Linked DNA regions of Homo sapiens: region 2 is linked to region 1. Evidence: chromatin loops called from intact Hi-C (ENCODE). Cell type or tissue: heart right ventricle. All regions are shown on one strand. Each heading gives the region's core, and the rest is flanking DNA. Links, peaks and the distances in the headings are about the cores only.

Region 1 (2,922 bases), core at 90-2,589:
AATGCCCTTTAATAGTTTCTTCCTGAAAGATTTTTTAAAATAAACTTAATACTGACAAGGCAAAATTTGAAATGAAATGTGAAGATCCTTAAAATTAACACCTGCTGCATTTTTATCTACAGAAAAAAGGACAAGGATAACATTTGTCCCTTGTACAATATGATTGACTAAATCAGAATGATGAAAGTTACGGCGAAAAAGGTTGTGAATTTATTATCCAGCTTAAGATTTTAATGACAAAATGACATAAAATATTACTTTTGATGTGCCTTGACATTTTCCTTTATTAGAAAATATTTTCAAATAGCTAAGTAACAGCACCATTAGCAAAAATATTGAATTTTGCAGAATATTACTCTCAGTGTCACCTGGCATGGGATGAGACATACTACTCAGTGTGAATTCCTAAGACTGAATGAGGGCTTTGAATTTGAATAAAGGTTCACAAACTTCACAAAAATGTGTCCTTCCTTCTGGCATGAACTTTGAGAAATACTTCTGCCAGTGTTTATACAGTTTTAGGAGGGCTTCGTGGTTTATGAACAGATTAGTCTATTTTCCCCCTAGTGCATGGCTCCCAATTCCACATGTGGAAATGTTTCTCTGAGAGCAGTAATGAGTGAAGCCTGTGCTTCAAGAGTTCCTGCAGTCAGGAATAATCAAAATCTAATAAAGGCAGTCGGTTTGAGAGACACTAGATTTCAAATGTGGTCTTATTTTAGCAAGCTAGAAAATAGGGAGAAAGACTTGGGTTCTTATACTATAAAAATGTTTGAAAATAAACCCTCCCCAACTCACTCACCTGAAAGCCAATAACACAGCTACATGAGTTTCAGGCTGTAACTGCCCTGTTAAAATGAAAGCTAGATATAGGATGAAAGAGGGGAGTGTGCAAAAAGTGACCACATCACCTTCTATGTTTCTGTTTCATACTTCTGAGCTGTCATTGGCATTGAAATGGAGCAAAACTGAGCAATGGAAAGAACCCCAGGGGCTGAGAAGTTGTATCCATGTGGCCAAAAAATGGTCATCATGAGCATGGATGATGACGGGTTATCTAAGGAGTTTATAGGTGTTGAGCCAGTAAAAGGACATGGGGTATAACTTGGGCAGAACAATGTAATGAAGAACTATGCATCATGGGTATCAAAGGTTAGAAAACGATGGTGGGAATGCATGTGTCTAAACACAGCCAATCAACCAAAAAGTCTTAGTACGCACTTACTATGTGCCTACTGCTGTGTTATACTCTGATCATTGGATGACAATGTTCATTTCAACAGTGTTCTATGCAGACCATGAGGCTAAGGAGGAGTCACCACAAGAGGCAACATTTCCTAAAAAGAAAGGGAGACCAGTGGGCAGGATGCCCTTGACTGTAGGAAAGCAAGAATATGAAGCTCTGCCATCCACCTTAGCAGTAGCAATAGCACATCTTCAGATATATACAGAAAGACAAGTGAGAAGGCGAAGGAGTAAATCGAAGAGTAGACAAAGAGATCAAAAGTAATCTCTCTGTAGAATACCCAGGCATCTTTTGCAACTTGCATCAGTACTTTAATGGATAATTCCCTTTCTTATTTAGTTTCTGCAGCCCCTTGAGCTCAACTTAATCCTTATATAAAGTGACAGCTGGAAGTAGTATTTCACTTTAAAACTTTCAGAACATTTCTTGCAGTCAAGTATTTGGTTTTGCGCCCATGTTTGTTTTTGCACCTCCTTGTGCTACACAGCAACCCTGCCTTCTGCAAGCCAAGGCCAGACAGAGCCTAGGAGGCAAGTTCCAAATGGCTGACAGTGCCAGATTCCAGATATAAGAAGGCATCTCTCCTCTCCTGTGTCTCTTTCTTTTCCTGATGACAAGGAGAGTGATTTCTCTGCAATGTGACATTTGAAATTATGCCTAGCTTTCACTGGAGATAAGCAAGCTGCCAGCCCTGGAAGAATTGTGAGGACACAGGATTCAAGAGCACAGAAAGTATTGGGAGGCTTATTGCTCACCCTCTTGTATAGTACTAGTAGAGCCAACCCCTCACAAATCACCTTTTCTTCATTTCCAGAACCTCTGGACATTACAGCGAGGCAAAAAAAGAAAAAAGAAAGAAAAGTTAGAAGCAAAAGACAACAGTTCAGGTTAGTTGACAGAATGAGAGAAGTGATTAGACTTCTCAGTAAAAAGAGTCAGAAAGAAAACCAAGGGCTTTTTAGATATAGGCTAAGTATATTAGATCTTCTCATAAATGTCAAAATTAAGGTGACACTAATATTTTTAAAAACATTTTGGAAGACTTTGTTAAGATTAAAATGTGAAGTTTAAATGATTAACTTTTCAAATATGTTGGCTTCTCTCCTGTCGAATTTACAAACTATTTAATAACTCTGCCTCCAACACTTTGTACTAATTTTAAACCTAGTAAGTTACAGTGAGAATTGTTAAAAATAGAATTCTGGGAAATCAAATGCTTTAATTCGTTAGCTCCTCATTCTTACCATCTCTGAGAAATTTAAGATGTCTTCTCTCTTTTGTTCTAACTACCCTCTGCAAGTATCATTTGGGTATCATCACCTTCTTAAATGTCTACAACGGTTCCCCAGATTCTTTAATTAAAAGTAAAAATCATGATCATGACTTTCTAGACCCATCAGCTGTGAATTCATTCATCAAACATTTATTGCATACCTAATGCATGTCAGACATTTGCTAGGTGTGGAAAATATAGAGATGAAAGATGGGCTTAGTGTTGAGCAACACACAGTTTTGGAGGAGAAACTGATCTATAAGTGGCCTTCTACCAATCAGTGTTATAAGTGCTATGGGACCATGGAGACAAGACCCTTAAAACTCAGTGCTGAAGAGTTTGGAAGGCTCTCTGAAAGAGGTGATGATTAGGTTGATTTTTAAGTAAAAAGTGGACATTAGCC
Region 2 (2,922 bases), core at 320-2,819, 240 kb after region 1:
TGAGCTCATCTCAGGGTGAGGTATTTCGTGTACTGACCCAGCAAAATATTTTATAATCCATTTCCTAATCCAGGAAAAGCTGAGTCTTACCCTTGCATAAACCCAAAATTTGCCCTGAAAAACAAATGTGATTAAATAAAACAATTGGAAAAAGATTTGCTTTGTTCTGCTGCTAAGATTCAACATTTGCCCAATAGCCACAGCCAGCCTAGCCATCAGGAATCGTGGCCAAGGTATGCAGGCAGCCAAGCTCATTCCTTCACACCTGACACAGACACCAGACTTTTCTGCATCTCTTCCTGGCCCTTTAGGAGAAGCAGAGACTACTATTGGTTCCTTTACTATCAAAGACAGACACCAAAAGCTCCTCAAATCTCCAGAGAATGTGAAGTTTATCATTTCTAAGTATACTGGACAAACTCTTTTTTTTTCTGATTTAACTAGTAATATGTCATCTGGAAAAGCTATTTTGTCATAAATTAGAAAGAGCATCAAGAAGAAATAAAAATTATTTTGCTCCAACATGTACATGGAGAAAAGGTAAGTGGAAGAGCAGAGGGGAGGGGAAGGGAGGCCATTAGCAAAGGCCACCACTAGCTAAGGTTTGTGCTGGAAACTTCTTTAAGCAGATGTTGATTTCACATGCTGCATTTGATACACGTGTCTCCTGATAAAAGCAAAGGGAATGAAATTACAAAGTCCAACACTGTCATCACCACAAAGCAATATGCAAATTATGGTCTTAAAATAAGTGTCTGAGAGACCTGGGTAGTTTCATCCATACAAAGGCAATTTCTTTGTCATCCTCTTACTGATTAACTACACTAATCTCCGGTGAAGCGAGCTTGGGATTCCTACAAAGTACAATGTTGTGATCCATGACATTTAAGACATGGAAGGGGCCTCTCCAGAAATGAGCCACTGGGCTGAGCCTGGGCAGAAAATAGACTGCAATGAGTCACACAATGTAAGACGGCACAAAAGATGATTCACCATGTCTAAAGGAAAATAAATAGGAGTGAATGGCTAGTGTACTCAGGGAAACTCAGTCCCAATGGGCAGAGTTTATTGGTCTGCATCACTCTGAGTTCCGTCATGGAGCTGTTGGGATGAGGTGATGGTGCTGGAAATGCTGAAACGGTGAGGGGGTGAGGAAGCAGCTCCTTTTGGGGCAGTAGCAGTGCAGTAGCTGCTTGTTTCCAGTTAAGGATCTCTGTGGCAGGGGGATACATCCGCACTGGATGCTCTGAAGTGTATGATGTGAAATGATTTATCCAGAAGGCTGCACAGCTGGCATCAGATAAAACATTTGGAACCACTTTAGCTGTGCATTACCTAGAGGCAGCATTCTCTTCCTCGATGCTGAATTTAAACCATTCCTGTCATTTCAGACTCTCTAATGAAATCTGTTTCTCACAGGATGTCTCTGTCTTGGAAATGGCATGTGGTCTCCTTGCAAAATGAAAAGGAATTTAAAGCATATAAATCACCTGTTTTTCTTCCTCTCTCACCCTACACACACACACACACACACACACACATACACACAGACACACACACACACACACCCTTTCTGTTAAAAAAATTTCAGAACAGAAGAAGAAAAGCATGGAAGTGATAAAGGTATGCTTCTCAGAACAGGGAATGGTGAGGGAGGAGTGGCTACTGCCTGTCAATAGCTCACAAGCAGCAATGCTGACTGCCAAATGACTCATGCAAAAGTCCCAGAGGGATCGGTTCCCTCAGTCGCCCTTTAGGAGAGAGAGACAGAAAACGTGATATAAATGTTCCCACAGAATCACGGCTTTGTCAGATCCAAGGCTTATGCTGCTGCTCACTATGCTGGAGTGTAAATAAGTTGATGTGCCCTATCGTAGCTAAAAACCTAACAGAAAACATTCAAAACACTCACATACATACTTGTACACAATTCAAGCTCCAATGCGAAAGTATAAATAGTCTGAGTCTCTCCTGTTCTATGCTTGAATATTAAAGTAAGTTTTAAAGCCTTCCAATATTACTTGATGCAATTTAAAAGCTAAATCTATATTGTGATATTACTATCTTTATCTCAACTATAATTCCAAAACCACTTCAAGAAACTAAAAATCAAGTTTAAGCAGAACCCAGGAAGGGCTGCAGTTTGAAGTCTAAACACAAATGCTCTTTACTATTGGTAAATAGGGGCCTTACTTCCATTGATTATAAGCCACAGTTACAAGAACACCACATCTTTAACTTTTCCCATATACCTTGGTTTTCCATGGTGATGATGCTACTGCTTACCATAGTTCTTCACCTCGCCTGGAATTAGCCAAAGAATTGGATGCTATTTTCAAGGGTGCTAGAAAAGACACCTAGGGCTCGGCCCAATTTGTAACAGTACAACAAATGGTTAGTGAGCCTTGTTTGTCTGAGTACCCTCCTTCCTCCACACAATGTGGCTCAGAAACAGCAGCTAAGTAGAGGCTTCTGTGCCCCTCTCTTAAGGTGAACAGACAGGGAGGACACCAGGAGCCCTTATCAATGATGGTTCAGTGAGAAATGGGAAGAGTTTTGTTGTTTTTTGTTTAAAGAAGCAGACCCTCTGAATACTTTCCTAGAGAGCCCAAACCATTCAGGTTGCTTGATCTCTTGAGTTGCCAGGGTTTTCTATCCAGGCCTTTGGCCAAAACTGCTGTGGTCACCATGCATTGTGAGATTACAGTGCTCAAATAGTTAATGTGGCTGAAAGCTTCCACTGGACATTTTATGGGAGGTGACACAAAGCCACTGGGGAAGAAACTGGTTCTTCATAGGAAGTCCTAAAGCCCTACACCATAAATCACTTCAGGTGTCAAAACATCTTCTTAAGCCACATCATCAATGTTTCTGGCTTTCATTAACACAAGCAAAACCACCTGCAGTCCTCACTACCAAAAC

What was found. A loop is a pair of places that touch in the nucleus more often than their neighbours do. Peaks named below come from ENCODE experiments on the same cell type or tissue, not always from the same donor. Only the 100,000 strongest peaks of a DNase experiment are listed, where the experiment ranks them.
Region 2: it touches region 1 in a loop (2.3-fold over the local background); 5 of 110 quality-filtered maps call a loop at or near these places.

The regions. Positions count from the first base shown.
Region 1 is chr6:81,899,929-81,902,850 of GRCh38, forward strand. The region is part of intron 3 of LINC02542 (long intergenic non-protein coding RNA 2542); the gene reads right to left. Among named protein-coding and RNA genes, the nearest start is that of LINC01526, 87 kb to the left of the region's middle. In heart right ventricle, for the core only: CTCF peaks have their summits at 1,310 and 1,509; a DNase peak (open chromatin) is centred at 1,893; H3K27ac peaks cover 2,266 bases.
Region 2 is chr6:82,143,419-82,146,340 of GRCh38, forward strand. No RefSeq gene overlaps it. Among named protein-coding and RNA genes, the nearest start is that of LINC02542, 43 kb to the left of the region's middle. RefSeq lists an enhancer at 768-1,967. In heart right ventricle, for the core only: no CTCF peak of the experiment used is centred there; DNase peaks (open chromatin) are centred at 1,107 and 1,723; H3K4me3 peaks cover 438 bases; H3K27ac peaks cover 2,500 bases.